Regions from separate parts of the Mus musculus genome. Here regions 2, 3, 4 and 5 are each linked to region 1. Evidence: chromatin loops called from intact Hi-C (ENCODE). Cell type or tissue: heart. All regions are shown on one strand. Links, peaks and the distances in the headings refer to the core of each region. The heading gives the core; the rest is flanking DNA.

Region 1 (6,456 bases), core at 1,369-5,368:
GTACAAGTGGCTTAGACCTAGACAGTCTCCATGCCTGTAGTCACACCCTAAAGGTATGTGCTCACAGAAGCCCACATCTCCCATAGTCTCTGATATTGACTTTGATGCCTGTGATTGCTAAAGACATTAAAGGTGAGATCTGGGAAAGCCAATCAGACTGACCCACTGACCTCGCTTCACTATTTAGGACCAAGTTCAGCCCAGCTAGACCTTTCAACTGGCTGTCCTCGGACTCAGAGATGCTTGCCTGCACCCGCCTTTCATCTGTTCCTGTGCCGAGCGCTCGGCTCTAACCTGTGTCTTTTCTCTGCAACATTCAGCCCAGAATTTTGTCTGAAATTACTTGGAAAGCTTGAAATGTAGGAAAGGTTGAGGTCTTCTAAAGGAACAAACAAACAAAGGACAAAGCAAAGCAAAACAAAACAAAAACCAACCAGCCAATCAACCAAAGAACCAGTGATGGGTGATAACAGTAATAACAAAAATACCTCATCTCTAAGACTCTTTGTCTAAAGTAGAGTCAGTTCCTTCAACTTTCCTCCCACATAGTCAGAGGATTCTCTAGGCAGGGCAGCAACTGATCTCTGGTGTTGGAACACTGAAAAAAAAAATGCTAACAAACCTCATTCAGTTCTCATCTACCAAATTTTTGTCTTCAGACCTTTTGTTAAGTCAACATGTTAACCTTTACTTGTGGTTATTCAGTGAATTACTCATTCTCAAGTGTTCCTCTGTGTTTGTGAATAAGCTGTCTTTTCTTCTGAGGATCTGTTCATTGTGAATCTGTGGCTTCCAACTTTTCAGCTAGGAATGAAGCTGAAAAGTTTTGCTTCCAACATTGTTCGCATATCAGTAAAATCCTCACAATTTTCACCCAGAGCATGAGGTCCCGAAGTGGACAAAGGCAACTCCTAACTGTGTGATGGCTATTTCTAAAAGTGATGGTAGTGAAAAATGGGCAGTGATGTTGGAGGATATGCAGTGGAGATGCAGTCAAAAGAGTGCAGCCTTCAGAAAGAACTGAGTCCAGGTCAAACTCCGTAGGTGGCTACAGTTCAGTTCCTGGGCTCCGCAGGAGACAGACAGGGATGTGTTCAGATGATAAATGAACCCTCACTGAAGGCTTGTTGTGAGGACAAGATGAATGAGCCATGCAGAGCACACATCTCAGATCCCACAGCATGCAAGGGCTTGGCTGTTAACGACTGTTATTGTGAACTTGCTCTGTATAACCCTGAGCAAGCTATCTGATCTTTCTGAGGCGATTTAACGTAGCAGGGCACATATGGATATTTGTGGTAGCAAAATCTAAGTAAGGCACCGCGTTGTTTGGTACAGTTTCCACCAAATAATAGGTCCTCTCTGATTGGTGCTTTAAGCTCCACTGTAGACCATAAGAGCTAATGAGGTGAGTTTTATAAGAGACGGAATAGTCTCACAAAAACATTGGCACATGGCTCCTTTAGAATAGAGATGTTTGAGGTGACCTTAAAACCACAACTACTCTTTAATGTGATCTATTAATGGTTTTCTCAACCTGGTCCATACTCCATCTGTCAGCCCTCACCTCATGGTCCATTTCAGACACTCTGGACTGGTGAACTGATGGGTCATAGTTACCTAAGCTCTCCATTCAGGATTATCTGAAAAACATGGTTCTTAGCCCTGCTCTACAACTGCTGGGGAGAGTCTTGGTTAGGCTTAAGTGTTATTAACATATAAGTCCAGGGTGTGGCACCAAATCATGAAAATGAGGCTCTGGCAGAGCCAGCCCAATCGTGGGCTGTGCAAAGAGACATGAACACACATACTGAAACCAACCATGAGGTCCCACATTCTTGGACAACTAGAGAAAGTTCCTTGGAGACCAACTTCTTCCATCCAGGTCTGTGGAGACAGGAATATACCAGGGCCAGGGTCATGGGACACGCCTTCATTGGGATGTTGTCAAAGAATGAGCCACTTTAAGGTTTCTTAGGTTTTAACCTTCAATTATCCCTGTGTAGTTAATGTCCTCAGCCACATGGTTTTGAATTGTACTGTTTATTTAGTAACTCCACAGAACTGCTGGAGTTTGGCTGCATCTCTCTCCAGTTACAGAATGAGTAATCCTGAATACCTGGTAACACACGTCGGGGAAGAATGATAGACAGCACCTCCTAAACAAACTCTACTGCACATGCAGCGCCTTATCTGCTTTGTGTCTAATCTTTAATTTCACAGAATAATATCTTACTAACAACACTTAACAAGTGAGTGAAAGGGGGCTACAGAGATGGGTCAGCAGATAAGAGCACTTGCTATTCTTGCACGGGACATTAGTTTGATTCACAGAATCCACACTGGGCAACCTTACAACCAACTGTAACTCCAGCTCCAGAGGATATCATGGCCTTCTCTGGCCTTCCAGAACACTTAGACAGGTGGCATGTAGCAGAACACGAGAGGGAGAGAGAGAGAGGGAGAGAGGGAGAGAGACGGAGAGAGAGGGAGAGAGAGGGAGAGGGAGAGGGAGAGGGAGAGGGGGAGAGAGAGAGAGAGAGAGAGAGAGAGAGAGGATGGAGTATGATTGTGATAGTCGGGATGCGGTGTTGGGGATATAGATCCATTGTCCAGAACCTCTCAGAATATGCCAGAACATAGCTTCATCCTGCTTAGGAAATGAAGTCCTAGCCATAACTGGTCAGAGGAACCTGATGACAAAGCTGCCCCTCTCTGAGGGCAAAGGCAAGTGCCTGAGTTACCTGGACATGGAGAGGGGGGCTCCTTTCTACTTACCACTTACTTTAGCTGTGGAGCCCCAATTGTCTCATCTACCTAACAAGATAATCAGGACAGAATGAATTATATAGGATGCCAGTGGGCATCAGGACAAGGCTGAACATTGTTGCTGTGCTTCCAAATACAGGGTTCAACGAATTCAATATGGATAGGCAACCCTTCCAAAGATGAAATAAAGAGGATGCCAAAGGGAACCAGCTGACTAGAAAAGGCACTCTGTAGGTGGGGGTAGGAAGGCGTGGTGCATAGAGGCAAAGCTGATGTATGGGCAAGACTGTGGCTTGGACACACAGCCCACACCGACAAAGAAATCTTGGATTGGGGACACCAGAACTGAATTTTACAGAGTAGCTAACTGGGACGTATACTTTTGGGAGAATATGGAAGAAAGTGAATGGGAGAAGCTGCAGCTTCCTTGGGCGATTAAGCCTCATACACAACGGTAACAGAGCATTTCAATCAAAGAACAGCTGCTGTTGCACGGTGCCAGAGGGAGAATCCTTCCAGTCCCTTTTCTGCTGCTTCTATTTCCGGTGTTAGCCAGAGAAAACAAAACAAAACGCATCTTTGGAACACACTACCATCACTCTCCATTCTCATGGGACGCCGCTGTCCTTTTTCCTTCCCCTTCTTCCTTCTGGGCGACCCTTTGCACACAGGGGACGACCCAGGTCCTGGGGCGCAGAATCACGGTTTAGTTATTGGCTTCCTCGCTGAACCCCTTTGCTGTGCTGCTTCCGCCACCGCGCGGCGACATGCGGAATGGCTGCCCGCAGGCCCGCGCTTTACTTTGCCAAAATCCCCAGGAGAGCATCGTTCCTCTCGGGTGTTAGCGAGAACCTACGTGAGCAGATAAAAAGCGTCTTGGTTTGACTATTCCAGGCATGTAGTGTTTAGAATCAATCGGAAGCTGCTGGAGAGGGGCGCCGCTTCGTGGAGTGGCTTTCCTGGATCTGGGCCAGTCTCTTCTTAGCACGAAATACAAATAAACAAGGATTCCTCGGTGGCGCAGGCTGTATTGGCGGATCTGCTGTGACAAGAGCGCTGTTGCTGACAGGGTGGGTCTAGGCTCGGTTTGGCATCTCTACTGTGAAGCAGCAGCCGGCAGCATCCCGCAGAGAGCCAATTCAGCATTCTTGGAGCTGTTTTTCCTCTTCTCTCCCCCTTCCTTACTCTTTCTGAACAAGCAAAATGACTTCCCTCAGGCCCTTTGGGAGATAGAGCATGAGGCCTGCCCCAGGGAGCCTTGTGCCTAAGTGGATAACAGTTCCGCCTTTGGCAAACCAGTTTCCTTAATTTCACAGTGGGCCCAAATCACCGCGCAAGGACAGTGAAGATTGAATGAGGCTTCTTTGTCTCGTGCCCACTTCTGCTCGCATGGCCTAGCAAGGTGCTCCTTTTACATGTTCCCTTTATTCAAACTGTTTGCCTTATCTGTGACCAGGCAACCTTTCAAACACGAATGTAGAGGAGATCAGGACAGCCAGAGCTACTAAGCATGTAGAGTGAGGGCAGATATGGGTGACCACAAGTCCTGGGGGTGGGGTTGGGTGGGGGTTGGGGTGGGGGTGGTGGGGAGAAGAAGGGGGAAACAGATCTGAAAAGCAGAAGAGGAGAGAGGTGGAGTCAGCTGGCTAGTGCCACATGATTGGTCAGGGACAGAGCTGGCCCAGTGTCTACTACCCAGAGGAAAACAGGACAGCAAGAAAGGGGTCCTTCTCTACGGGGGCCTTGGATCCAGAATACTGTGTGAGAGAGGACAACAAAAGCCTGGAAAATGACAAAGTCTGGGGGAAGAAGCTTCCAGCCAGGGTGTCAGGAGGAGAGCCCATTAGGGAGGGAAGGAACCGGGCACCAGGAGAACATCTCTTTGACTTCAGGTGCTCTGGGAATCACGCGCATGTGAGTGGGAATCTCAGAGTCAGGATTAGTCTCTGAGAGCCTTGATTCAACTTATTGGTCTCTCTCTCTCTCTCTCTCTCTCTCTCTCTCTCTCTCTCTCTCTCTCTCTCTCTCCCCATCTCTCTCTCTCTCTCTCCCCATCTCTCTCTCTCTCTTTGAGACAGGGTTTCTCTGTATGGCCCTGGCTGTCCTGGAACTCACGCTGTAGACCAGGCTGGCCTTGAACTCAGAAATTCACCTGCCTCTGCCTCCCGAGTGCTGGGATTAAAGGCATGCGCCACCATCACTCAGCGGCATCTCTTCGTATATAATTGTGTGTGTGTGTGTGTGTGTGTGTGTGTGTGTGTGTGTGTGTGACTTACTGAGTCCAATTAGTACTGGCCTTTTGTTCATGTGTTTACATCTGATCACTATGATTGGAGCTCCTTCCTGAACAAGAACAAAACAAACAAACAAGCAGGTTCACGGGATTTAGAGTTGGGTAGGACTGTCTAGAACCTTCATAGCATTTCTGACAGTGTGAGAGCTCTGAGGAAAATGCTTTCTGGTCAGTATCAGTTTCATTTCTGTCAGTTCCATGCCCAAAGTATGTGGTGTCTTCAGCAATAGGGAATTAACATCAATTATTCAAGCGAGCAAAAGCAATGGTAAAAGTCTATGTTGTTGTGGGGTCTTTCGAATCCCATCCACCAAAAACTCAAAGTAAGATATCACTTGCATGGCACTGTGTTTGTTTTCTTTTTTCTGTGGGGGTGGGGGGTGGCGGAAGAGAGGGGTGGGAGGTTAGTCTATGGTTTTGGGGGTGGGGGGATTAACCCGCCATTAAAGCTACATCCATCTCTATGTCTGTCTTCTGTATATCATCACTTGAATAAAAAATTCCCACAGTCATGGGTATTTCAAAACTTGGTCCTCAGATAGTGGCTCCGTTTAGGAAGGTTTAGGTGGGACAGCCTAGCTGCAAGAATTATGTCACTGGGGGGCAGGCTTTGAGATTAAAACGCCATGCATACTTCAAATTTATGTTTTCAGATTTCTACATGTGGTTCAGGATTTGAGTGCTGAGTTTCCTGTCCCCGCCACCATTGGCTGCCATGCTGTCCCTCCTGGTAATAGCCTTTTACCCTTTGGAACTGTGGGCCCAGATAAGTCGCTTTTCGTGAGCAGTCTTAGTTGTGGTATCCAGTCGCAGCAGCAGAAGAGTAGCTGATTCCAAGCAGCTATTTGTATTTTCTTGGACTTCAGTCAGTTTACTGTGTTTGTTTTAAGTTCATTTAAGTGTTTGCTCATGAAACGTGTGTATAATTGTTCTTTTCAATTCTGTGTCCTGAGGTTAACATTTACATAGGACTGGCATTCGGGGGGGGGGGTGGGGGGGCAGCGATGACATGCTAACCTGAGTCTTCTCTTCTCCTCTCCTCTCCTCTCCTCTCCTCTCCTCTCCTCTCCTCTCCTCTCCTCTCCTCTCCTCTCCTCTCCTCTCCTCTCCTCTCCTCTCCTCTCCTCTCCTCTCCTCTCCTCTCCTCTCCTCTCTTTCCTTTTACTTTTCTTTCTCTTCTTTCTTTCTTTCTTTCTTTCTTTCTTCCTTTCTTCCTTTCTTTCTCCCTTTCTTCCTTTCTTCTTTTCTTTCGCTCCCCTCCCCTCCCCTCCCCTCTCCTCTCCTCTCTTTCCTTTTACTTTTCTTTCTTTCTTTCTTTCTTTCTTTCTTTCTTTCTTTCTTTCTCCCTTTCTTCCTTTCTTCCTTTCTTTCTATGATGGGACCAGGACATATGA
Region 2 (6,456 bases), core at 1,464-5,463, 1.1 Mb before region 1:
ACATGTTTCTCCCTAGCATGTATTATAGCATTTATGCCAGAGTCATTGCTTCATTTTTGCCAATAGCCCTATTTTAACAGCATCACCAAAGCTGGTTGTCTGAGGTAGAGCTTGTCACTAAAATCTCTGTCAATTTAGAGTAGGGGAACATTGCAAGATTATCTTGTGAAAACTGTAACTGGTTATCTTTATAACTAAAGAAAAGACCAAATTTGCAAAAATTTAAAAAAGCCATGAATGTTGTATGTTCTATTTTACAACATCAGTTAATATAGTTGCTTTATTAGGGCAATCTGTTTTTCTAGGTCCCCTTCTTGCCCAGGATCTAAGGAGCTGTTGTTTTTCTTTTGAACATTCTCTGTCCTTTATGTATATGTGTGTTTTGTCTGCATGTTTGTCTGTGTATATCATTGGTGCCTGATACCCTTGGAGATCAGAAGATGTCAGATCTCTAGTAACTGGAGTTATAGATGGCTATGAGCCACCACATGAGTGCTGCAAATGGAAACTGGGCCCTCTGAAAGAATAGCTTACGTTCTTAACCACTGAGCCATCTCTTCAGCCTGAACTTTTAGAGGGTTTTGAGTACTTTGATTTTTTAAAAATTGATGAGAATTTCAACTGTCTACAGAGAAAATGCTTCAGAGAATCTGCTTATTCATGTACACCATCAACAATATTACTCAAGTATATAATATGTTCAAGAATAGGTCTTACTGACAAGTTCTGGAGGGTAACTAACAGTATTATAGTCAATACCCTGATTGTTTGGGGGTGGGATTCTATGGAACCCTATTTGCCAACAATCCAGAAATAGTTAATCCTTTCCTAGCACTAGGCTTTTTATTTAGTAGTGTACAAGGCCTAATTGTGTATTTTTATTTATTTATTTATTTCTATTGGTTATTTAATTCTTTATATTTTAAATGTTATTCCCCTTTCTGGTTTCCCCTCTGAAAACCTCTGTCCCATCCCCCCTGCCCCTGCTTCTATGAAAGTGCTCCCCTACCCATACACCCACTCCTGCCTCACTGCCCTAGCATTCCCCTATGCTGGGGCATCAAGCCTCCACAGGACCAAGGGCTTCCCCTTGAGTTGATGCCAGATAAGGCAATTACATATGCAGCTGGAGCCATGGGTCCCTCCATGTGTACGTCTTGGATGATGGCTTAGTCCCTGGGAGCTCTGGGGGGGGGGTGGTCTGGCTGGTTGATATTGTTGTTCTTCCTATGGGGTTAGAAACCCCTTCAACTCCTTCAGTCCTTTCTCTAACTCCTCCATTGGGGACCCTGTGCTCAGTCTAAAGGTTGCCTGTGAGTATTTCCATCTGTATTGGCTAGGCTCTGGCAGAGCATCTCAGGGGACAGCTATACCAGGCTCCTGTCAGCAAGTGCTTCTTGGCATTAGCAATAGTGTCTGGGTTTGGTGTTTGCACATGGGATTGGTTCCTGGGTGGGGTGGTCTCTGGATGGCCTTTCCTTCAGTCTTTGCTCCACTCTTGGTTCCTGCATTTCCTTTAGACAGGATCAATTCTGGGTTAATATTTTTGAGATGGATGCGTGGCCCCATCCCTCATTCAGGGACTGGAACTAACATCTGAATGTAGTCTCTACCGGTTCTCTCTCCCCTTTGTTGGGTATTTCAGCTAATGTCATCCCTGTTATAATCTGGGAGCCTCTTACTTTCTTGGCATCTGGAACTTTCTAGTGGATACCCCCAGTTTCCCATCCCTCACTGCTACATACCTCCATTAAAATTCATGACACTTGGTATTTCTCCCCCAACTACTCCCACACCCAATCCTGCTCCCCTTTCCCTCTCCCTTCTCTTTCCGTCCCATGTCCCTTACTCCCTCTACCTCCCATGGTTATTTTGTTCCTCCTTCCAAGTAGAACTGAAGCATTCCACATTTTGATCTTCCTTCTTATTGAACTTCATATGGTCTGTGAGTTGTCTTGTGGGTATTCTGAGCTGTTTTCCTAATATCCACTTATCATTGAATACATACCATGTATGTTCTTTTGTGACTGGGTTACCTCATTCAGAGTGTTATTTTCAGATTCTATCCATTTGCCTGTGACTTTCATGAAGTCATTGTTTTTAATAGCTGAGTAGTACTCCATTATGTAAATGTACCACATTTTCTGTATCCATTCTTCTGTTGAGGGACTTCTGGGTTCTTTCCAGCTTCTGGCTATTATAAATAAGGTTGCTATGAACATAGAGGAACATGTGTCCTTGTTATATGTTGGAGCATATTCTGGGTATATGCCCAGGAGTAGTATGGCTGGCTCCTTAGGTAGTACTATTTCCAATTTTCTGAGGAACTGCCAGACTGATTTCCAGAGTGGTTGTACCAGCTTGCAATCCCACCAGCAATGGAGGAGTGTTTTTTCTTTCTCCACATCATCTGATGTTGCTTGAGTTTTTGATCTTAGCCATTCTCACTGGTGTGAGGTAGAATTTTAGGGTCATTTTGATTTATATTTCCCTGATGACTAAGGACATTGAACATTTCTTTAGGTTCTTCTCAGCCATTTGGTATTTCTCAATTGAAAATTCTTTGTTTAGTTCTGTACCCCATCTTTTAATAGGGTTATTTGATTCTCTGGAGTCTAATTTCTTGAGTTCTTTGTATATATCAGATATTAGCCCTCTATCAGATGTAGAATTGGTAAAAATCTTTTCCTAGTCTGTTGGTTGCCTTATTGTCCTATTGACAGTGTCCTTTGCCTTACAGAAGCTTTGCAATTTTATGAGGTCCCATTTCTTGATTCTTGATCAGCATACACCATTGGCATTCTGTTCAGGAATTTCTCTCCTGTGCCCTTATCGAGGCTCTACCCTACTTTCCCCTCTATAGGTTTCAGTGTCTCTCAGTTTATGTGGAGGTCCTTGATCCACTTTCACTTGTGCTTTGTACAAGGAGATAAGAATGGGTCAATTTGCATTTTTTCTACATGCTGACCACCAGTTGAATCAGCACCATTTGTTAAAATGCTGTCTTCTTTTCTTTGGATTGTTTTAGCTCTTTTGTCAAAGATCAAGTGACCATATGTGTGTAGGTTCATTTCTGAGTCTTCAATTCTATTCTATTGATCTTCCTTCCTGTCTCTGTACTAAGACCATACAGTTTTTATTACTATTGCTCTGTAATACAGCTTGAGGTCAGGTATGCTGATTCCCCCAGAAGGTATTTTATTGTTGAGAATTGTTTTCGCTATCCTGGTTTTTGTTTTTGTTTTGTTTTGTTTTGTTTTTGTTATTCCAAATAAATTTACAAATTGTTCTTTCTAAGTCTATGAAGAATTGGTTTGGAATTTTGATGGGGATTGCATTGAGTCTGTAGAATGCTTTCAGAAAGATGGCCATTTTTACTATATTAATCCTGCTGATCCACTGAGCAGTTGGGAGATCTTTCCATCTTCTGAGTTTTTCTTTGATTTCTTTCTTCAGAGACTTGAAGTTCTTGTCATACCAATCTTTGACTTGCTTGGTTAGAGTCACATCAAGGTATGTGATACTATTTGTGACTATTGTGAAGGGTGTTGTTTCCTTAATTTCTTTCTCAGCCTGTTTATCCTTTGAGTAGAGGAAGGCTACTGATTTGTTTGAGTTATTTTTATGTCCATTCACTTTGTTGAAGTTGTTTTTCAGCTTTAGGAGTTCTCTGGTGGAATTTTAGGTGTCATTTAAGTATATGATCATATCATCTGCAAATAGTGATATTTTGACTTCTTCCTTTCCATTTTGTATCCCTTTGATATCCTTTTTGTTGTCTAATTGCCCTAGCTAGAACTTTAAATACTATGTTGAATAAGTAAGGAGAGAGTGGGCAGCCTTGTCTAGTCCCTGATTTTAGTGGGATTGCTTCAAGTTTCTCTCCATTTAGTTTGATGTTGGCTATTGGTTTGCTGTGTATTGCTTTTACTATGTTTAGGTATGGGCCTTGAATTCCTGATTTTTACAAGACTTTTACTTTTGGTTGTTGTAATTTTTCAAACGCTTTTTCAGCACCCAATGAAATGATTATGTCTTTTTTCCTTTGAGTTTGTTTATGTAGAAGATTGTTTTGATGGATTTTCATATATTGAACCATCCCTGCATCCCTGGGATGAAGCTTACTTGATCATGGTGAATGATCGTTTTGATGTGTTCATGGATTTGGTTTGCCAGAATTTTTTATGAGTACTTTTACATTGATACTCATACAGGATATAGGTCTGAAGTTCTCTGTCTTCGTGTGATTTTGGTATCAGCTTAACTGTGGCTTCATAGAATGATTTAAGTTGTGTTTCTTCTGTTTCTACTTTGTGGAACAATTTGAAGAGTATTGGTATTAGATTTTCTTTGAAGGTCTGATAGAATTCTGCACTAAATCCATCTGGTCTTGGGATTTTTTTGGTTGGGAGACTTTTAATAACTACTTCTATTTCTTTAGGGGTTATGGGACTGTTTAGAAAGTTTATGTATGCTTGATTTAACTTTGGTACCTGCTATCTGTCTAGAAAAATCATCCATTTCATCTAGATTTTCCAGTTGGTTTGAGTATGTAGTAGGATCTAGTGATTTTTTTTTTGAATTTCCTTAATTTCTGTTGTTATGTCTCCCTTTTCATTTCAGATTTTGTTAGTTTGGATACTGTCTCTGTGCCCTCTAATTATTCTGGCTAAGGGTTTATCAATCTTGTTGATTTTTCTCAAAGAACCCAGCTCCTGGTTTTGTTGATTCTTTGTATAGTTGTTTTTGTTTCTACTTGGTTGATTTCAGTCTGCGTTTGATCATTTCTTGCCGGTCTACTCCTCTTGTGTGTATTCGCTTCTTTTTTGGTATAGTGCTTTCAGATGTGCTCTTAAGCTGCTAGTGTATCTTTTCTCCAGTTTCTATGGAAGCACTCAGAGCTATGAGTTTTCCTCTTAACTCTGCTTTCACTTTGTCACATAAGTTTGGGTATGCAGTGCCTTCATTTTCATTAAATTATAAGTCTTTAATTTCTTTCTTTATTTCTTCCCTAACCAAGTAATCATCGAGTACAGAATCGTTTGGCTTCAATGTTTATGTGGTTTTCTGTTTTTTTGTTTGTTTTTTGTTTTTTTAATGTTGTTATTGAAGACCATCCTTAGTCCTTGATGGTCTGATAGGATGCATGGGATATATTTCAATCCTTTTGTATCTGTTGAGGCCTGTTTTGTGAAAAAAATTATATGGTTAGTTTTGGAGAAGTACTATGAGGTGCTGAGAAGAAGGTATATTCTTTTGTTTTAGGATGCAATGTCCTACAGATATCTGTTAAATCCATTTGGTTCATAACTTCTGTTAGTTTCACTGTTTCTGTTTAGTTTTTGTTTCCATGACCTGTCCATTGATGAGAGTGGGGTGTTGAAGTCTCCCACTATTATTGTGTGAGGTGCAATGTGTGTTTTGAGCTTTAGTAAAGTTTCTTTTATGAATGTGGGTGCCCTTGCATTAAGAGCATAGGTGTTCAGAATTGAGAGTTCATCTTGGTAGAATTTTCCCTTGATAGATATGAAGTGTCCTTCCTTTCCCTTTTTGATAACTTAGGTTGAAAACTGATTTTATTCAATATTAGAATGGCTACACCAGCTTGTTTTTTGGGAACATTCCCTTGAAAAATTTTTTCTTGCCTTTTACTCAGAGGTAGTGCCTGTCTTTGTCTCTGAGTTGTGTTTCCTGTATGCAGCAAAATGCTGGATTCTGTTTACATATCTAGTTTATTAGTCTATGTCTTTTTATTTGGGAATTGAGTCTAATAATTAGGTTTTTATGGCTCTCTTCTTTTGGGTTTGTTGTAAAAAGATTAATTTCTTGCTTTTTCTTGGGTATAGTTTCCTGCCTTGTGTTGGAGTTTTCTATCTATTATCCCTTATAGTGATATATTTGTGGAAAGATATTGTTTAAATTTGGTCTTGTCACAGAATATCTTGGTTTCTCCATCTATGGTAATTGAGAGTTTTGCTGCTTATAGTAGTCTGGGCTGACATTTTTATCTCTTAGGGTGTGTATGATATCTACCCAGGATCTCTTAGGGTTGCTGTTGAGAAGTCTGGTGTAATTCTGGTAGGTTTATCCTTATGTTACTTGATCCTTATCACTTTCAATATTTTTTTCTTTGTTTTGGGCATTTGGCATTTTGGTTATTATGTGATGGGAGGAATTTCTTTTCTGGTCCATTCTATTTGGAGTTCTGTAGGCTTCTTGTATGTTTATTGGCATCTTTTTCTTTAGGTTAGGTAAGTTTATCCTTAATTTTATTGAAGATGTTTACTGCCCCTTTGAGTTGGGAATCTCCACTCTTTTGTATACCTATTATTCTTATGTTTGGCCTTTTCATTGTGTTCTGGATTTTCTGGATGTTTTGGGTTAAGAGCTTTTTGCTTTTTTACATTTTCTTTGACTGTTGTGTCAATGTCTTCTATGTTTTCTTCTACATCTGAG
Region 3 (6,456 bases), core at 1,300-5,299, 200 kb before region 1:
AACAATGACCCATTGCTGTGGAGTCTTACAGCTACATTCATAGCTACCTTACAAGGTGTCTAAAACATGAAGGAAGTGGGGGTAAGTCTAGCATTCTGACTTTGAGCTTTTTCTAAGGAAGGTTGAGTGAGAGATGGTGAGTGAGAGGTGGACCAGGTAACTAAGAAAATAACGGTAGCATTTGAAGAAATGCTCTAAATTATGATTATGATTAACTCTAGCTATAGATTTTGGCAAGATAACTTACTAGAAAGCCACACAGATGAGAAAAAGAAAGAAAAGGAAGCCATGTTTTTTGAGGAAATCAGTTAGCCTATAAGATGGTTAACCCCTCCCACACCTCCAAGTTACATCCCTTCACATCAGTCAGCACTGGCTCCCTTGGACCTTGACTCTGATCCTCTCTGCCTTCTGGTTCTGCTCATGTGCGTGATTCTCCTAGAGCAGCTAGACATGATTCTATCAGGTACTGTCTGCCAAAATGCCTTCCTATCCTGGACACCTAAGAGCCATGGGAGTCTTCTAGTTAAACACATTGTTACTGCTTTCCCTTTGGTTGTCATTCCACTGAAGCCACATCTCTTTTGGAATAATGTGATCAGGTCAAAGGCTGTGCTTGGCTTTTATGTTCACCAGATTTTTTGGGGAAGGCTGGGGAGAAGGCCGCTATTCTACCGTAGCAGGGAGTATAGTCAGGGACTGTTAAGTGCCCGACAGAGGTTACTGTGTGGAAACTGGAAGAGATGTATTTCCTTCTGTTGTTATCTTAGGGTTAGTCCTTATGTGCTGTACAGCCCCTTCTATATAGAGTTATAACGTTGCTGGGATTCCCATGAAAGATGATTTGTAGACCTTTGGAATTAGTTGACAGGTTATACACAGAAGGTATATGAAAGCCTTTTTAATACTGTGCAACTAGCACAGGAGAGCCGCCTGTCTTAGTTGACGTGACACTCATGCAAGATGGGACTGTGGGTGTTTTTTCTGAAGCCGAGGGAAGCATAGTGCTGCTTGCCCTTTTCTTCAGTAACCACAGTAATTCTCGATTTTGGTAATAATGTCCCTAGTGATCCTTGTCCGGTGTGTGTGAAGTCGATGTTAATGAGACCTCCCATCACAGCTTAGCTCAGGAGCAGGAATACAGTTTTCTAAAATTGTCACGTGATTTTTTTACATCCTTCTTAATTTGACACCAGCCCAAACAGCCCTCTCCTAGGGTCCTTTCCCTCCAGTCCTTCTGTTTATCTACCTTCTTTCTAACCTTGGATTGAAGCATGAAAACAATGACTCCTGCCCATTTCCAGCTTCTAATGGAAGCAACATTATCCATGGCCCTCCTCCTTTTTCTTGTATAATTAAAGAATGTTACCTTTGATGTCTCTTGAAAGCCGTGTCTCCCATCCTGCTTTGGCTTTCTTGATCTTGTGTCTATAAATCTGTGCTGAGTCCTCACACTTCTCCATGAAAGGGCTCCATTTTCTCTCTTCTGCCTTTTCATAGTTTAGATTAATACAGAGTAACAAAATTCAGTCTTTTATTGCAGTCCTGGTGGCCTGATAACAGTTTAGGTCCTTGTATCATACTTTCTCAGTTATTTGGGCTTTGTTTTGGTCTCCAGTAAATAAGATCTTTTCCACCTTCCTAGAGCCATCCTTTTTTGGGGGGGACTGAAATTTCCCACTGGCCTCTATTTCAGATGAATGTCCTCATCCTAGAACAAAGAGAAGAAAATTTTTTTCTTATTGATGGATTTGACTGTCCAGCCTTTTGACTGTGTCTGTCATTTGTTAAGTGAGCATGTACTTACTGAATGGCCCAAGTGCTGCAAAACACTGAACAAAAAGAGCAGTCCCCTGATTCTGTGGATCATGGAGACCAGCAGACAAAGTCACTGAGAAGGCCTTGAGGGAAAGACAGTTTGGTGTCCTTCAGGAGTATGTGAGACACATAGCTCCTCTGGACATTGTTTTATCAACATCTCTCTGTCCTTGTCTCTCCCAAGATGAAGCCACCCTCTGCCCACAAAGGTTTCTTTAGCTTCCTCTGGGTATCAGTCCTCAGCCCAGAAAACTTTCTGAAGGAGGTAAAAGCCATGCAATTCTAAGGCAAAGACCGGAGGAAAGACAAATCTAGATCAAGGGACATTCTCACTGGCTAGGAGGCCACAGAAAGCGTGCTATCCAAGGGGGAGCTAAAGAAATCTTTTGGGCAGAGGGTGGATTCACCATGGGAGAGATGTTGACAAACCGATGTCTTGAGGAGCTGTCTGCTCAGCCTCAAATCCAGGCTGATCCCAAAGACTCTCGATACATGGCTTTTGTGAATTAACAAACCTCTGGGTAACTTGGATATTGCAAATCGGGAGTTTCTCTGCCTTAGAGACTTGCATTTACCCTGCTTTGAGGATTTACCTAGTCCCCCAATCCCACAGCTTACCTTCTGGGACTTGCCTGGCTGACTGCTCACTCCCACTTCTGGCAGCATTTTATATTTTCATATGAAGACAACATAGTGGCACTTTCCCTTGTTCTCCAACTGTTGCTCTTGTATGTACTAGATGACCCCAATAATCACAGTGTATTGAACCCAAATTACAAGTCCCAGACATGGGAAATCATGTGCTCGCTTTTCTAAAGAACTAAGTATTCTGCATGAAGACAGTTTTTACCTTCAGAATCTCATTTTCACAATGAGAAAACTCAAACCATTGTGTTTGTTTGACTGGGAAGCTCCCGAGTTAGCATAGGACAGTCAAGCCAGAAAAACTGTAGGGAGGACCTTTGTTCAGCTGGAGATGGTGCCAGCAATGGCTGGGAGATGAAGCTGGGGGATTCGGTAGCCAAAATGTCAGAGAAAAGAAGAACAAAGACTCACATTAGTGGAATGAGCCTTCAATCCCCCTGGCCTAAAATAATCTGATGGGAGATGCTGGAACCCTGGAGGAGGAGACACTGGCCTCCCTGTGGGGGTCTTGGTTCTAATCAGCAGACATTGTACTGGTCAGTGGGAGCCCACTCTAGGGAGCGGGTGTTTACCTTGTCCACTGGGGGGACCCAAATCTACATGCTGATTGTACTCTGACTGGAGGGTGGAATTGAAGGAGGAGCCTGTTTCCTAGGAAATATAAAGAGAAGCAGAGAAGTGTACATAGGGGTGCAGAGAAACAAACAGCCCCTCTTCTTTTGACTTGCCTTCTTGGGCTAATTCTACTTTCAAATTGGGCAGGATTTCAGGCTCCTCTCCTCGTTTCTGTTTCTCCCCTTTGTTAAGAATGCTCTCCCCCACCCTCCACTCCACTCCCATCCTCCAGTTCTCAGGGCCTAGAAGGGAAGTGCATAATATGGTGGTTTTCTTGTGGCCTGATTTCCTACCAGAAGGACTATGATCCCTTCCAACTCTGACTCTCTTTTTCCCCTCCCCACTACTAAAATTCCTTTAGCCACAAAGGCTTCTTTCCAGGCCCCCATGTGTTAGAACTTCCTTTGGTCTCTAGGCCTTTGCAAATGTTCCTTTCTCTCTAGACTACTCTTCTAACCTCTTTGCCACAAGACTGTTATATTGTCATTTCCTCCAGGAGACCTTCTGGACTATGTGGATTGATCATTTCAACCCTGTACAAAGCCTACTTATCTAATATGCAGCTCCTCCCCCTGCCCCCCAAAAAGACATCTAGGGGATGATTTTTATATATCTTTTTTTTTAGTTTTTATTTTTTGGTTTTTCGAGACAGGGTTTCTCTTGTAGCCCTGGCTGTCCTGGAACTCAGTTTTTAGACCAGGCTGGCCTCGAACTCAGAAATCCACCTGCCTCTGCCTCCCAAGTGCTGGGATTAAAGGCGTGCGCTACCACGCCCAGCGGGGATGCTTTTTTATATAGTCCCCTTTGTCATTGATATTTTGATAGCATTATGTATCTATTACATTACTGTAAATTGATTACCTAGAGACAAAGCAGTTTGAAACACCTTTCTCAGATTCCTTTCTAGGACCCAGTACCCCTAGTTGACTACATTGACACGACCTGTGCAAGCATATAGCACTTGAAAATTTTCCTCATTTCAAAAACTAAGTTTTTTGAGAGTCTGCTGTGAGTGAGACACTGTCCAGGATGGGGACACTGTGAGAGTATTTGCCATATCATGTCCTTGCTCCCAAAGCTGCTGAGAGGAGACACATACCGAATACCAGAGACCTCAAGAAGGAACAACAGATGGTCCCCTGTGGATGGTGCAGCTGGAGATGTGTGATGGGTGCTGTTGCTGTTGTTGCTGCTGCTGTGAATGTGTGTGTGGGGGTGGGTGGGTGGGTGGGTGGGTGGGTGTGGGAGTGTGGATGTGGGGGGCACCCTGCTCAGGAACCAGAAGCCACAAAGTTGAAGTGATAGTCTAAGAAGGGACAAGTGTGCTAAGAAGGGACAAGTGTGGTCCTGGCCATGAAGTGGGATGGTCTGCGGAGACAAGTGGGAGGTTCGGTTCATCTGGCAAGGGGTGGGTAGAATGTAGAAAGAGTGCATACCTAGCAGGCTAATGTAGCTGCCCACCTAGGAGGCTCCCTCCTCAGACACTGTGGCCCAGACATGGAGCCCCACTCCCCGAAAAACATTTTATAACATAGCCTCTACCCTTGAACTTCTAAATTTACGTATTTCATGAGATGTTGTCAAGACTTCTCTTTTGATAGATGAGGATATCAAAGCCCATGGGAGCTGAAAAAGTTGCCTGTTTTATAAGGTGTGAACCCAGTTTTACTTAAAATCTGAGGTTCTTCACTTGTGATTAATAACTGGCAATTTCAAAGATGGTCCAAATCTATGCAAGGGCCAGTTCTGATGGGCACTGTGTCAGACTGACTAACTAGAGGACACTTAGAAACTTTGTCTGTCTTAAGGCCGTAGTATGGAGTAATGACAGTGCTTTATGTAGACTTGGGGTGCAGGTGTTTTTGGGGTGCTGTCTGGGTGCAACACTAGGATGAAGAGGCTTGTGGTTCTTTTTGTTATTTGGCTCCATCCTAGTGTTTGGGCGGCTGGTTCTGGTCATTCTTACCCCCCACCCCCACCCCCGTCACCACCAAAATATCTTAATTTATGTTTTGATGTGTGTGTGTATGTGAGCTCACGCATGCAAATGTGGTAGCTGTGCAGTCCAGAGAAGTAATCACATTCTCTGGACTGAATTTCAGGGCATGGCATGGGGCGCCAAACTCAAGTCCTCTGCAGGAGAAGTAGGTGTGACTTCTTTGCAGCTGAGTCATCTCTTCATCCCTAATTTTGGTCATTTTTACCTTTGTGTTCAAGTGGGTATGATGTGGAGGATCATGAGGAACTTCTAGTTAATTAATACTTTCTCAAAGAAAGTGAGGTTACATATAACTTAATTATAGGAAGGCTCTGGGTTCTCTTCGTGCTCCATTAGCAATCACAGTAGGCGCCTGTGTGAAGTACTTACTTGGCTAATCGTTGTTCTGAGGACCTCACTAAACAACTTTTGTTTGTTTGCTTGTTTGTTTGTATAGAAACTCATTTTACCTTGAAGAAATTGAGGGTCAGGTAGACCTCCTGAAGCTGAGCTCCAGGCCTGGGGTTTGGGCTGAAGGAGGGAGGTCCTGGGTGCATGGCTTTTCTACTTTGTTCCCCCAATTGTGCTCTTTTACTGGTTTCTCTTGATGCTACAGTAGTAGCACTGGGAACACAGGGCCTCTTTGGACCAAAGATCTCCTATTATTTGACCTCCAGTTCTAAAGAACAGTGACAATGTATTAGGGACTTTGCTATATCAACAAATGGCACAATAACTGGTGTTCTTTATACATTTTCTGTACATAGAGCCACAGGTAACATCAAGGTCACTCAGTGACGCTTAATCTGCCCTTCTCAGTGGCTTTTCGTAGGGCAGCAACCTTTCCCTGCATCAGCAGGGGAGGAAATGTAAGGGACAATGTACCAACTTTAGCTAAATACTTGGGGTTTTTATTTGGAGGGTTACAAAGTAGGGGACACCTAAATGTCCAGTGGTCTCACTAAGATGGACAGGACACTTCATTGTTTCTTGACTTTGGCATCTCAGATAAATGATTGAGGGACCAGAAGGGTAATTTATGAGAAAAGATGAAAAAGACAATGTGGATGACAAAGCTTATGACAAAACCTATACAGGCTGAAGCCAGACATGGCAACTCCTGACCAGTCACTGGAGAAAGACACTGAGTGGAAAAAAATTGTGGCGCCAACTGAGGAAGCCTCTGGCATCTTCTGCTTATTCAGGGACCTGCAGCTAGGGCTGCTGTTTGCATTAAATGTATCCATGAGCTGTTAGTGTCCATGTGTCTAAAGTTGCGTTCCAGAGACTTACAGAGCTAGATTCGGTTCTGTGTAATCCAGACACATGCTATAACAATGCCCCTTCTGTGTCTGCAAGGTAAGGAAAGTGAACGGCGTCGAGACGTGCAGAGCGACTGT
Region 4 (6,456 bases), core at 1,335-5,334, 300 kb before region 1:
GGTTGCTCAGTGGTTCAAGTGGGTACTGCTCTTGCAGAGGACCTAACTTTGGTTCCCAGGCAGCTCACAAATGCCTGTAACTCAAGCTCTGGGTGATCTGATGCCCTCTTCTGACTCCTAAAGGTATCCCCTCCCACTATGCAATGTATATCTACCCACACAGAGACACATGCACATGAATAAAAATAGTTCTTAACAAATTATCTGAGGCTCAATTCTTTATAAAGCAAAAGGGTTTATTCAGCAGAACTTTAGGACCCGAAAGTTCAAGATGGAGAGTCCTCGACAGTTTGACCTCTGGAGTCATGACACTAATGAAGTGGGAACACACCTAATGCTCCCACATAGTGAGACAGGAAGCCAGAGAATTGGAAGGAATCCTCCTTGCTCTATTATAAGCTTGATTTCTTGAGAATAACTAAGGCTATAACAGCATTAACATATTCTTTTCAATAGGCAAGCCAACCAATGTGTATTCCACTTCGTAATGGTTTCAATCATCTTAACACCAGTGTTCTGAGGCCCAGGCCTCCAAACAAACCCCTGTGGGTCAACGTTGCTGAGTTGACTTGTGCCCTCTTCTTCTTAAAAAGAAGTGCTCATCCCAGGAACTTCAGAAAACTAGCTTATTTGAAAACAAGGCTGTAGATGCAATTAGTCAAAACAAAGTCAGACTGAAGTGGCATAGGCCACAGCTCTCAACTCCATAAGAGGAGATGAGTGCAAGGAGAATGCCTTAAGATCACCCAGGCAGAGAGATGGGAAGTAGCCGAAAGCCAAGGAATAGCAAGCAGATCAGGGGCTCCTACAAGAAGCCTGTGAAGGCAAGGATGGCTTTCCCCACACTTTGCAGGCAAACACTGGCCCTGTCGACACTATGACTTAGCATCCTGGCATTCAGAAATGTAAGTTAGTGCCTGCCTTGTTTAAGCCATCAACTGCATAATCGCTTGCTACAGCAGTGCTGACAAACCAACAAGAGGGTTGTTAAGTCTCTTGCCTCATTATGGAAAATAAATCCATCTTAAAGGTTTAAATATTGTGAGTATAGCTCAGGGTATCTGTTGCTGTGGCCATGGCCACAGCAACTTAGGGAGGAAAGGGTTTGTTTGGTTTACAAGTCCTGATCACAGTCCATCACTAAGGGAAGGACTCAACGCAGGAACCTGGAGGCAGAAACTGAATCAGAGACCATAGAGGAGTGTTGCTCACTGGCTTGTTCCCTGTGGCTTGTTCTGCCTGTTTTCTTATATAACCCAGGACCATCAGCCTAAGTGTGAAACTGCCCCGTAGTGGGCTGGGCCCTCTCACATCAACTGTTAATCAAAAAATTTACTATAGGTGAATCTTATGGAATATTTTCTCAATTGAATGTCCCTTTTCCCAAATGACTCTAGGTAGTGTCAAGTTGACAAAAAAAACTAACATAGAGGACTTATGACATTAAAATTTCCCAAGAGATTTGTAGTTGAAATGACTAGTGATGAGGTAAGGCAGGAATGACTGTATAAGAGTGGGATTCAGATGGATTAAGGAACAGTCTCTTCCCTATGCATCCTACCTAATGGCTCCTTAATTAACAGAAGTCCCTCTACTGAGTTAAGAGATAACTTAGGAGCCTCTGCAGGACAGGAGGTGGGTGATGCATAAGATTTAAGGTTCCAATTTTAAGGACACCCCACCTTCAAGAATTCCTCTTGTTTCATTTTGGGATTTGTATCCAAGATTTCCCTGGGCAAAAGAGTTATGAAGCTAACATGTATTGAAACTCCATGACATTATTTAACTCACAGCGAGGCAATTTTTTTTTTTTCTTTACCATTTCTGTAAACCATGTTCACGTGCATGCGTTTGTCAGCCAATCTGAGTTGCCCACCTCTCCTAAGGTGAGGGAATCAAAGTTTAGGATGCAAAGCGGAGTTCCTTCTTGGTTATTAGCTAAGTTCTGATAGCGTGGTGGGAAGGAAGCTTTGCAATGTTTTTCTTTGTTCCAGTGTTTTTTAGAACCCCAAATCAAGATCTTTATGACTCAGAATGTGCTGCGAGACTGTAAGAAGTAAAAGTCAAAATTTATATTTTATGCCCGGTGATTTATGGGCTGTCCCTTTTGCCACTGGATAAGCAGAGAAAACTATCAGGATGCAGTATTTACATTCTCGCGGTGGAGGCAGCAGCAGCCCCAAATGCCAGAAACAATGTATCTGACATTAATGAAACACACCATCCCTCTGACTAACTTGAAATACCAAAAAGGAAAATAGTTCTCACACACGATGTCGTCTTTTATAACTTTGCAGGTATAATCTCACTGGAGATCCATAGCCGTCCCGGGACTTAGGAGGACTGCATTTTCTCGCTCATCTACTGTGGGCTCAGAGTCTACAGAGGCTGAGGGAATACTCTGGGGCCTGGGGCCAGTTACTGAGGGGAGGGTTGGGGCTACCTCTGTTGATATTCCTGCACTCCGAGATGAGTGAAGGATGTTTCACTCTTTGCCTTACAGAGTGTTGTAGCGGAGAGAAAGCTTAAAAATGGCTAAGAAGTGTCTGGAGCCCCACACTGAAAGCTTAAGTCACTCTCTGCTTTTGTCTTTGTCATAAGCAACAAGTCACCAGAAACAAATAACGAATACACTGTCAATTCCGTTAAAAATTTTCCCCAGTTTAGCACGTGAATTTCAAAATGTTCTTCAAATTATTATAGCTATTCATCCACCCACTCTGCCTTCAAGACGGCTGCCACAGAGCACCCTGAGCACCAAGGCACTCCTGGTGGGCCAACTGCTTACTCCGGTATTCTGGAATGTCTCTTGGGTTTTCTTCTTTCTTCCACCCCCTTGAAATCCTCCCTTTCAAGTAACAGGTTGGGGTGAGTACCTGGATGGGGAGAGAGAGATGAGTGCACTGGCCCGTTGAAGTAACATGGGTCTTTTAAAAGAAACCAAGGACAGGCACTCTGCATCTTAAGGAAAAGAACCCCGTGCAAGTCAGGGTTCTCAGCTCAAGTCCCGGTTCCCAGCTCGGGTCTTTGTGTTCTTTGCAAAGTGGCCCACGGGGACAGTAGGCTGTACGGCGAGACGTCCCAAACGGAGTTTAACGCAACGGGGAGGAAAGTCTTCAACTTTCAAAAGCATCATCCCGCGAGAGGAAGTTTCAGGCTTGGCCTAGGGAAAAGTACCAGGAGGTGTGCGGGGGTGGGGCAGTGGCGATCTGAGAGGTCTCTAGAGAAGGAAGGGGAGTCCAGCCCGAGAGCGGAGTTGGGGGGGGGGGGGGCGAAGAGAGGCGGCATGGGCGAAGCGCCCGGCAGCGCGCGAGCCCCGGCTGCTCGGCTGCGCGGGAGCGCAGGCCTGGAGGGCTCGGGTGACATCACCCGCGGGCCCCTTCCTCCTGCCGGGTGGGTGGGGCCTGGCGCGCCGCGCGGGCGCGGGGTCAAGGAGGGGGAAGAGGAGGAGCAGGCCTGGATGTGTCTGTGTGAGGACCCGGGAGGGGCGGAGGCGGTGGAGCGCGTGGCTCCCGGCTGCCCGCGCCAGCCCTGCCCGGCCCGACGCGCGGCCTCAGTGCCGCCCCTCAGCGCAGCGCCCTGGGATCCGCGCGCGCGGAGCGGGACCCCGCCGGGCGCGGCCTGGAAAGGAGCGGGAAAGCAAAGTAAGGCGAGCAGTCTTCCCAAGTTTTTAAACCAACTTCGCCCCCTGCGGCGGCGGCGGCGGCGGCGGCGGCGGCGTCGTCCCGCGGCTCGGCGCGTCCCCCCCAGCGCTCCTCCGAGTGGCGGAAATTAGAGGGACGGGGCGGGGGTGGGGGCGCGCGAGGGAAGAAGGAGCCGGGAAGGAGAGCAGAGTCTGACCACATCTGTGAAAACTTGGGGAAGGAGGGCGGGGAGGAGGAGGAGCGCAGGAGCGCGCGGAGGGGAGCGCGAAGGGCGCGCGCGGCGGAGCTCAACTTTTGCAACCGGGGCGCTCGGCCTGGACGGGCCCTTAGTCGTTGAAAAGTCGACTTGACGGTCGGGGGGCTCCTTTCTTTCTCTTTCTCCTCCCACCCGCGGTTGAACCAAATCAGAACTGTCACTCAGGGCCGGTGACTCAGAGGGATCAGATTACAGGATCCCTGAAACTGATGCGCGGGCTGCAGCGGCGGGAGGGAGCGGACCGGGCCGCACCGCCGGCGCCCGCACACTCGTCCGCCCGCCCGCCGCTCCCCTCCTCGCCCGCTCGCCCCGTCGCCGGCCCACGCCACACCATGCCCGCCGGGGCCGCACGCTGGGATCAGTCAGGCCATCCACGGTAGCCCGAGTCCGCCTGCCGCTCCGCCGGCGCAGGTCTGTGGATTTGGGACCTGACAGCCAAAGCCGCAGGTACGTCCCGCCTGAAGTTCTTTGTTTTGCGGGCCCCGCAGCCCTCCCTGTCGAGCTTCCCGGCGGCGTCGGAGCGGCTTGTGTGCGCTCGCGCCTTCCCGCGCTCTCGGGGATCGGGTCTCGGCTCTCCGGACTGCAGAGCTCCTGCCCCAGGGCGCGCGGACCAAGTTTGCAGCGGCGGCGTCCGTGCCTACTTCTCGCCAAGTGCTGCGCAGAGCTCCGGGAGTCCGGAGCTGCGGCTGGTCCTCGCGCCCCCGCAAGCCGCAGCTTGGCTTGCGCGCAGCGCCTGGGGATGCGCCGAGCCGCCGCTGCCCCGCTCTCCAGGGTCCCGCCTTCACTTCTGAGGGTGGGGGTGCGGGGTGAGCGGATGGAGGGCGCGCCTCCGCGGTGGGAGAGGAAAAGTGAAAGTTGTGCCATCTGTGCGTGATTTGGAACTCTGTCTCTTCCTTTCCAGAGGTAGAGCAGAAAGAAAGAAAAGAGAAAGAAAGAAAAGTAGCCGTGGCCCTTGCGGTAACCAAGAGGCCGAATTTGCACAGAGCAGAGTTGGGTACGGATCACTCTACTCTGCTGGGGACACTTAACTTTCTGGAGTTGCAGTGGGACCCCGAGGATGTGGCAGAGTTAATATTGATCATACATTTGAATAGTTGGTGAAGCGACTTTTCAGCAGATGGCCACATGCCCTCACACTCGGCCCGGCCTTTGCTTATTATCCTTTGATGAACTTAGTATCCTTCTGTGAACTTTGTGCCTGTGTCCCGGAGTGCACCTTTTTGAGTACCAAGCCATACCCCCCCTCCCCCCAGGCTTTCTTGGCTGTGTGTGTGTAAAGACCACTTAGGGAAGTTTCCTGCACCGCGTTTACCCTTTCTCCTCCCCCAACTTGGTTGTAGATTCTGGCCTTGGGTACAGTGCTCATGGCCCTCTGCCAGTTTATATGTACATATATTTATGTAAAACATTTTCTCCCAGCTCTGTGCCAGCTGTTCCACATTTTCCAGCTGCCACTTCAGTTTGAAATGATGGACTGTCGTCCTCAAGTAAAAGAACTCTTTAGTCCGAGGTATGGAGGGCCGGCCGCTGTGCAAATACAGGGGCAGTGCCATTAGCCCCGCTGGTATTATTAGTTCCAAAAACACCTCGTGCCCTTCTTTTCCTCTCCTTCTCCTCCTCAATTACAGCTTTTCACAGCCCAGTACGTGCACTCTGCTGAACATTCAAGTGATTAACCCCCCACTCCCCTTTCTAAATGATTTTGTGCAGAACTTGGATGAGGCCGGCAGGCTGGTTAGCTAGCTTGCTTCTCTTTTCTTTCTTTCTTTCTTTCTTTCTTTCTTTCTTTCTTTCTTTCTTTCTTCCTTCCTTCCTTCCTTCCTTCCTTTCTTTCTTTCTTTCTTTCTTTCTTTCTTTCTTTTCCTGAAATATGTGTCTGGTGGAAATAACTTCTAGAAAAAGAGTTGCAGCTTGAGAGCATTGGGCATGGCTGGGGGAAGGGGAACTGTGCTCTGCCATCTGAAATAATCTCATTTTAGTCTATTTTAGGGGAAACCTTTCCTTCGTTCTCATGTCACAAGCTTGCACTGTTTGATGTCTTCACGAGTTATAGACTGAATTCTTCAAGAACTGGCCTAAAGTATTAATTTTGAGTATTTATGTAATTGCTCTGTAATTTGAATAGGTGCCTTATTGATTGATTCCTGTAATTATTTCATTTGGGTTTTAAATTAAAAATTAATAATAGTCTGACAGTTTCTTAATTACACGTGTCAAGATTATTTTGAAGCAGGAAAATGCTGTTTTAAAATAGTGAAATAACCTCAGAATCACTTCATTTTTCTAAGGCAGCGCAATAGAGGATATATTAAAGCAGTGGAGATTGGTTTTAACAATGTAAACTGTGCAGAGTATCTACAGAATTTGTTTATGTTAGGAAATATTGGCTTTAACAATCTGGTCCACGAGCTCTGTGGCCAGTTAGATTATAGTCAGACCTTAAAACAAACATGAAATAACATTTAAATTAGCTGAAATTGCATATTTATACAGAGCAGAGAGTTTATTTTACACTAAAAGCTATTTAATTAGAAACTCTCCGCCTAAGGGGAGATC
Region 5 (6,456 bases), core at 1,235-5,234, 1.1 Mb before region 1:
TTTGATTAACTCTTCTCAGATTATTTCTTCTATGATATTGATTTTGTTGAAAATAGTCTCCATGCCTGTGATGTGTATTTTTTATCATTCTCTTATACTTATTAGTAGATTTGGTCTTCTTTACAGTATCCAACATTTCTTGGATATCGTGTTCCTTTTTTAAAATTATTTAACATTTCTTTGACTGAACAATCTATTTTTTCTACCTTATCTTCGATACTTGATAATTCTCTCTTCTACTTGATCCAGTCTGCTGGCTGTGTTTCCTGTGCATTTTTTGCATTGATACCCTGGATTTTTATTTTAAGTTTTATTTCAGTTTTGCGTTTTTCTTTTGAGATTCCATCTCTTTATTAAATTTATTTTCATATCTTGAATTGTCATGATTCCACTCAAGTGTTGAGTTGTGTGTGTGTGTTTTCATGATCTTTATTCAGACATTTATTCATAGCCTTCTTTGAGTTTCTTGAAACATTTATAGTTGGTATTTTTAAAGTTTATTTCTTGTAAGTCAGCTAAGTTGCTTTACTCAGGGAATATTAGATAGGGGGGCTAGTTTGTAAAGAAAGTGTCTTCGTTAAAGAAAACCATTTAATTGGGGCTTGCTTCAAATAGATGCCTCTTTTAGGCCAGTCCTATGGAGGGGTTACTAGTTAAAAAAAAAAGACATGAGTAGAACTGAGCCTCAATAGGTATTGGAGGTGAATTGTAAATCAAAAGAGCTTTTGTAATTTTATCTTGCTTACCATTTATGGGGTGGCATCTATTCTAGCCTTTAGATTGATCAGCCTAAGTAGTTCTAGGTTACCCCACTGTCTTCACCAGGGCAAGTCTTCAGAAAATGCTTGTAAAGAGGGGATGCTCATCTGCAGTTAACTCACCCTGATCTGTGGTAAGGTAGACAGGAAAAATCCAGGTAGACACAACTTAAGACATAATTGGATCTCTGAGTTGTTCCTGGGGTAACTGACTTACTCAATTTCTATGATCATGTTTCTGCATGACCTTTATTACTTTTGTTCCCACTTTCTGCCTTTAAATGATATCCTGTGTTGTTTAGAATTTATTTATCAAACAGGTCCACAGTGATCTGAAACCCACTCTGTTATCCGACCTCCTACCTTAGCTTTCCAAGTGTTAGAAATACAGATTTCATTCACCTGGCTAAAATCTTCCCATTCTTACACTTCTCTTTTTACCAGTTCTTCTGATTACGAATTAAAACAGCCTGGCAGTGTCTCCATAGACTTTTCTTTCTTAAAAATATAAGATATCTATTATTTATTCTTTGAGAATTTGAAACTCGTAAACAATGCATTTTGATTATATGCATCCAAACTTCTCTCTCCCCTCTTCCAGGCATGCCCAGCAGGTTTCCTTTTCATTTTTCTTCATGTCCTCTCTTTATTTGATCTATCTATCTATCTATCTATCTATCTATCTATCTATCTATCTATCTATCTATCTACCTACCTACCTACCTACCTACCTACCTACCTATCACTCCTGAGCCCAGTGAACGCTGCACATTGGAATGTTGTCTGAACTTTTTGTATTGACTTTGTGCTTGTGTTGTGCAGGTAACCATGGTTGCACTGAGCTAATGAATGCAATGGTCATGTCATGTTCAGAAAACATCATGTCACAGCACTCCTACCCACTCTCCTTTCATTTTTTCTACCTTCTTTTCCATAATGTTTCTTGAGCTGTGATGGGTGTATGTGATAATGATGTCCTATTTTGGACCGAACATAGACTAATTATTAAATGCAACTATGAGTTTATTTTTAGTAACACTGAGAACTGAACCTAAGGCCTTGCACCTACTAGGCAAGCTCTCTATCTCTTAACTATAACTCTAGCCCTCTTACTTCTAATTTTTTATTGAAGCATAGTATTTTTAAATCTTTACACAATAAAAAGATGTTTGTTTTTTGTGTATGATGTGTTCATGAGTTTTCAAGTATGTGTGATGATGGTAATTATGACTGCTTAAAATGTGTGATAAGTGAGTAGGAGTGTGTGAGTAGTATGAATGAATATGTGTTTGTGTGTGCATATAACAGATGAAAGAGATGTATCTATGTATGGTATATGGGTAACTATATATAAATATATAGCAGAACCATGGATTTTATATGATCACATGTGTTGTTATATATATTAATATCTAATATAATTTAATGAAATATATGGATATTGGCCATATGTCTGTGGCAACCATTATGATTGTGTGTGCATATGTCTGTGGTATAGATGCAGTTATATGATTGTGTATGTGTAATATCTATTTCAGATCCATAAGGTATGCATGTGCAATATTTACATGTTCTTTGACTTTGATGAAAAATCCACTCAAATGATAGAAGTCTCCTGTACAGACACAGAACATACACCCCCCCCCCCAGTCCCCATTTCCCTGGAAATTGTTACAGCTCTGACCCGGAGCTGTATATCCATAATGGAAAGGGAATTCATTCCAAATAAACAATGTCTATAGGGCTGAGAAATTCTTGAGAAAAAACTCAGTTTGGGTTCCTATTCACTCTAAGACATTTAGATGTAATATTTGCTGATATGCTTTGGTTATGAAATACTTTGGTTAAAAGATGAAGGAGGTAATTTAAGTTAACTGCAGCTATTATATGTCCTTTTTCTGGATCTATTTTTGAGGATTGTCTTAATCTATGTCACAAGTGCTGTCCTCTCTGGTCAAAGGCCACTTGCTTCTTTGTCCTTTGGCTTTTCAAACTGTCACCCATTGTTCCAAGTGTTAATAACCAAGAACACACATGTCCTGATTTCAGCTCTTAGCCTGGTTTCTGCATTGCAGTGCAATTGGTTAATGCTGTTAAGATTCGGATATGCTGCAGCCACCAGAGGGAGTATTCTGTCTGAATTGGAATTGCCTTTAAATTCACTGTACATTCATGTTTTCTCCTTGTAAAACGTTAAAAAGGACATGTCAGACAGCCTGATCTGTGCATTTGATTACATATAGTGTCATGTCTAGAACATGCCTATCATCCTGCCCAACAGGATCTTCCAATTCTTCCAAATCTCCCTATGCCTTTGATAGGGGAAGTCCATGCCTCTCTTCATCATTGATCTCAAGGGAGCCTTGTAAACTCTGCATCCCATTCCTGCCATCACTGTAAAATCATGGTATGAGGTTGTACTTCAACAAAGTTTCCTTTTTGTTCCTTCATTTATAAAGTGAGATAACTAACAATGTTGAAGAAGAAACAAAGTCTCAGCAATATAAATTAACTCAGTGCTAAAGTTAAATCCACAACCAGAGATTAGCATCTAAGTCTTGAGGAGGGACATGGACAGGGAATGCTTGATCTAGGTCTCCATCCAAGGGGGCAGAAACATTTCCAGGATAGGTGGGTTCTTTTCACACGAACAACATACAAACTTTAGGATTGCTGTCCATTGTTGTCCAATATGTTGGCCGTCTGCAGCCTTGTTTGTATGAGGCTGAGGGACCTCACTTTTTAAGTCCAGGAAAATAAACAATTGGTAATTTTCTGTGGCTTCTGCATGAACCTCACATCTTTCCAGGAAACAGGGTCATTTTAATAAGAAGAGCAATAGATAAGCATTCTATGATTCTATTCCTTCTTGATTAACCAGTGTTCTTGTGGTCCTTTATTCCACCACTGCTTTTTTGAGTTCTTGTGTGACAGATACTGAGTTATCTTGTATAAACTTAACCACAAGACAAATACTTAATCGCCACAGCTTATAAGCAGTACGAGGCTAGGTACAACTTGGCCTTTTTATTTTATATAACTTTATTTTTATGTGTGCATATGTTATTTTATATGATGTGCATATGTGTGCATAGGTGTGTGGGCATACATGCTCACCCACTTGCAGACAGAAGTAGATACAGACTGTTCTTGTCTATCACTTGTAGCCTTATTTCCTTGATAAAGGGTCTCTTGATGAACCAGGAGCTTCCAATTTTTGGTTTTGTTGCTTGACCAAATCCTCAGACATTCTTTTGTCTCTGCCCTTTTGCTGACTGTGACAGGTACAGATGTCTGCAGTTGTATCCAGCTTTTATGAGGACGCAGGGATCTGGTTCTCATGTTTGCTAGCAAATAGTCTTACTCACTAAGCCACCTTCCCATCCCAGTTTGATATTCTTACATGTACACCACTTTGTAATTCCATAGGTCTGGTGATATGAAATCTCACATTTCCCCCCTTGATGCCTTCAGGGTTATTCCTTTATTTATTATTAAGTCTAACTCAATATCTCCAGATCTCTGTCTTGCCTGCCTATAGGAAGTTTATATTTCCTGGCCATTTGTGATAGACTAGAACTGTGTGACTAGTTCTGGTCAATGACATAGGAATGTCTGGTATTTCACTTCTAGGCCAGAGCATCAATACCAGTTCTACACTAGGGACAACAAGCTCCAGAGAGAAATTTCTGCTTTAGTGTAGACAGGGAGAGTTTTTAAATATGTGGGTCATGGATATCCAAAATGCTAAGCTCTGGATTATATTTAGAACTCAAATTTGTAATTACTAGGTATAATAGAGCTTATTAGTTGGTATTTTAGAAAACTAGCTAGCTATGTAGTATAAATCTTTGGACCTATTTCTAGAGCACTGATTGCCCTAGATGTTAATGAACATATAGATGCTCATCTCCTACCACATTTTTCTGATAACTTCACTCAAAAGTTCAAGTTACTCATAACTGTTCTGTTCAGGAGCTACCCTAGATTTCAAATTCCCACACAAGCATCCACTTGGTTAGGTTTCATAGTAGTTTTATTCATTGGAAAAATGTTGAATATTTGCTATTTCTTTTCTTTTAGCTTTTTTATTTTAATTGTTGAATTTTATTTTATATGTACTTGTGTGGGGATGTCAGATGCCCTGGAACTGGAGCTAAAGACAGTTGTTATAGACCGCCATGCTGAAAATTGAACCCAGATCCTTTGGAAGAGCAGTTAGAGTTCTTAACCACTGAGTCATCTCTCCAGCTCCACACTTATTCTTTTGAGAGGTGTTGATTAAGAAATGAGGAAAACTTGGGAACATTTCTAGGGCTTCAACTTCTAGACAGTGCTTTCCTGCTTCTTGGATGCTGTGAGACCACCTGCAGGTGTGGTATACTTGTTAATTTAGATGAGGAATACTAAAAGGTCCTAAGTGAAGTCAGTGCTTGTTGTCATTATGCTAATGCAGTATCGAATATTATTATTTAATGTCCTGAAAACAGCTGGGTGAAGAATGAAAGTCTCCTACCACAGCCAGTCGATTCTTCATATAAAAATGCAGGTTCTTTTATTTTATTAGGGGACAAAAGTACTTCAAGCAGATGAAAATCAAGTGTGTACCAAAAAAGAGACCTTGTTTTCAAACTATAAAATTTCAGTGGTCTATGACTTTAGATCTAGAGCAAAGAAGAGTCAAGTTTCTCTCCATTGTACCTTCAGAGGTAACTTAAATACATGCCTGTTGAGAACCTGTTAGTGTCTTTGTATTCAACAAATTATATATTAAAGTAGCTTTAAATATTCTGAATAAAATAATTTCAGAGATAGGCTGAAATATTAAAAAAGTATGACAATAAGTACTAAGTACTTAGTATGAAAGTTAATTTTCCTTTATGAATAGAGACTATCTTTATTTTAAGAATTTCCAGATGTATATATCTCTGATTTCCAAAATTTTGGTAAGCAAGGTTCTATGAACGAATATCTTGCTCATAAATGCTAATGGAATTCAATGTCTAAACTTGCTCCTTTCTTCTTATATCAAGATCTATCTGGACAATCCTGGAGATAGAAAACCCAGGAAAGAGATGAGGAGTCATAGATGCAAGCATCACTATCAGAATACAAGAGATAGAAGAGAGAATTTCAGGTGCAGAAGATACCATAGCAAACACTGACACAACAGTCAAAGAAAATGTAAAATGCAAAAAGCTCCTAACCCAAAACATCCAGGAAATCCAGGACACAATGAGAAGACCAAACTTAAGGATAATAAGTATAGAAGAGAGGGAATATTCCTAAATTAAAGGGTCAGTAAATATCTTCAACAAAATTATACAGGAAAACTTCCCTAACCTAAAGAAAAAGATGCCCATAAACATAAAAGAAGTCCACAGAACTCCAAATAGACTGGACTAGAAAAGAAATTCCTCCTGTCTCATAATAGTCAAAACACCAAATGCACAAAACAAAGAAACAATATTAAAAGCAGTAAGGGAAAAAGGTTGAAGAGGTCAGCTCAGAGCCATTGGAAAATTCCACCAGACCCCTTCCCTCCTGGAAGAGACAGGTCAGAGAGCCCATAGGCCAGAGGGAGAGGCTGAGTAAGCCCCTACATCCTCATTCCCCGAAGACCAATCAGTTTAAAGGGCTCACTGTTCCACTAATCATATTGTGCCTAGTTGCTGATGCTCTATTTGGCCCCTGGAAA

What was found. A loop is a pair of places that touch in the nucleus more often than their neighbours do. Peaks named below come from ENCODE experiments on the same cell type or tissue, not always from the same donor. Only the 100,000 strongest peaks of a DNase experiment are listed, where the experiment ranks them.
Region 2: it touches region 1 in a loop (8-fold over the local background); 35 of 42 quality-filtered maps call a loop at or near these places.
Region 3: it touches region 1 in a loop (3-fold over the local background); 2 of 42 quality-filtered maps call a loop at or near these places.
Region 4: it touches region 1 in a loop (2.7-fold over the local background); 4 of 42 quality-filtered maps call a loop at or near these places.
Region 5: a loop joins it to region 1, with 7 times the contacts of the local background. A loop is called at or near these places in 26 of 42 quality-filtered maps.

The regions. Positions count from the first base shown.
Region 1 is chr13:15,755,770-15,762,225 of GRCm38, forward strand. No RefSeq gene overlaps it. Among named protein-coding and RNA genes, the nearest start is that of 4933412O06Rik, 44 kb to the right of the region's middle. In heart, for the core only: a CTCF peak has its summit at 3,533; DNase peaks (open chromatin) are centred at 3,462 and 3,942; H3K4me3 peaks cover 1,354 bases; H3K27ac peaks cover 1,112 bases; H3K27me3 peaks cover 1,218 bases.
Region 2 is chr13:14,649,506-14,655,961 of GRCm38, forward strand. No RefSeq gene overlaps it. Among named protein-coding and RNA genes, the nearest start is that of AW209491, 22 kb to the left of the region's middle. In heart, for the core only: no CTCF peak of the experiment used is centred there; no DNase peak of the experiment used is centred there.
Region 3 is chr13:15,553,686-15,560,141 of GRCm38, forward strand. The region is part of intron 3 of Gli3 (GLI-Kruppel family member GLI3); the gene reads left to right. Among named protein-coding and RNA genes, the nearest start is that of Gm6556, 92 kb to the left of the region's middle. In heart, for the core only: a CTCF peak has its summit at 3,036; no DNase peak of the experiment used is centred there.
Region 4 is chr13:15,459,765-15,466,220 of GRCm38, forward strand. Gli3 (GLI-Kruppel family member GLI3) reads left to right here and starts at 3,959. Exons shown (of 15, transcript NM_008130.3): 1 at 3,959-4,347. It overlaps Gm6556 (a long non-coding RNA gene), which reads right to left and starts at 4,854. Exons shown (of 1, transcript XR_001780862.2): 1 at 216-4,854. In heart, for the core only: no CTCF peak of the experiment used is centred there; DNase peaks (open chromatin) are centred at 3,417, 3,897 and 4,607; H3K4me3 peaks cover 3,148 bases; H3K27ac peaks cover 2,743 bases; H3K27me3 peaks cover 836 bases.
Region 5 is chr13:14,667,684-14,674,139 of GRCm38, forward strand. No RefSeq gene overlaps it. Among named protein-coding and RNA genes, the nearest start is that of AW209491, 41 kb to the left of the region's middle. In heart, for the core only: a CTCF peak has its summit at 2,869 (motif pointing right); no DNase peak of the experiment used is centred there.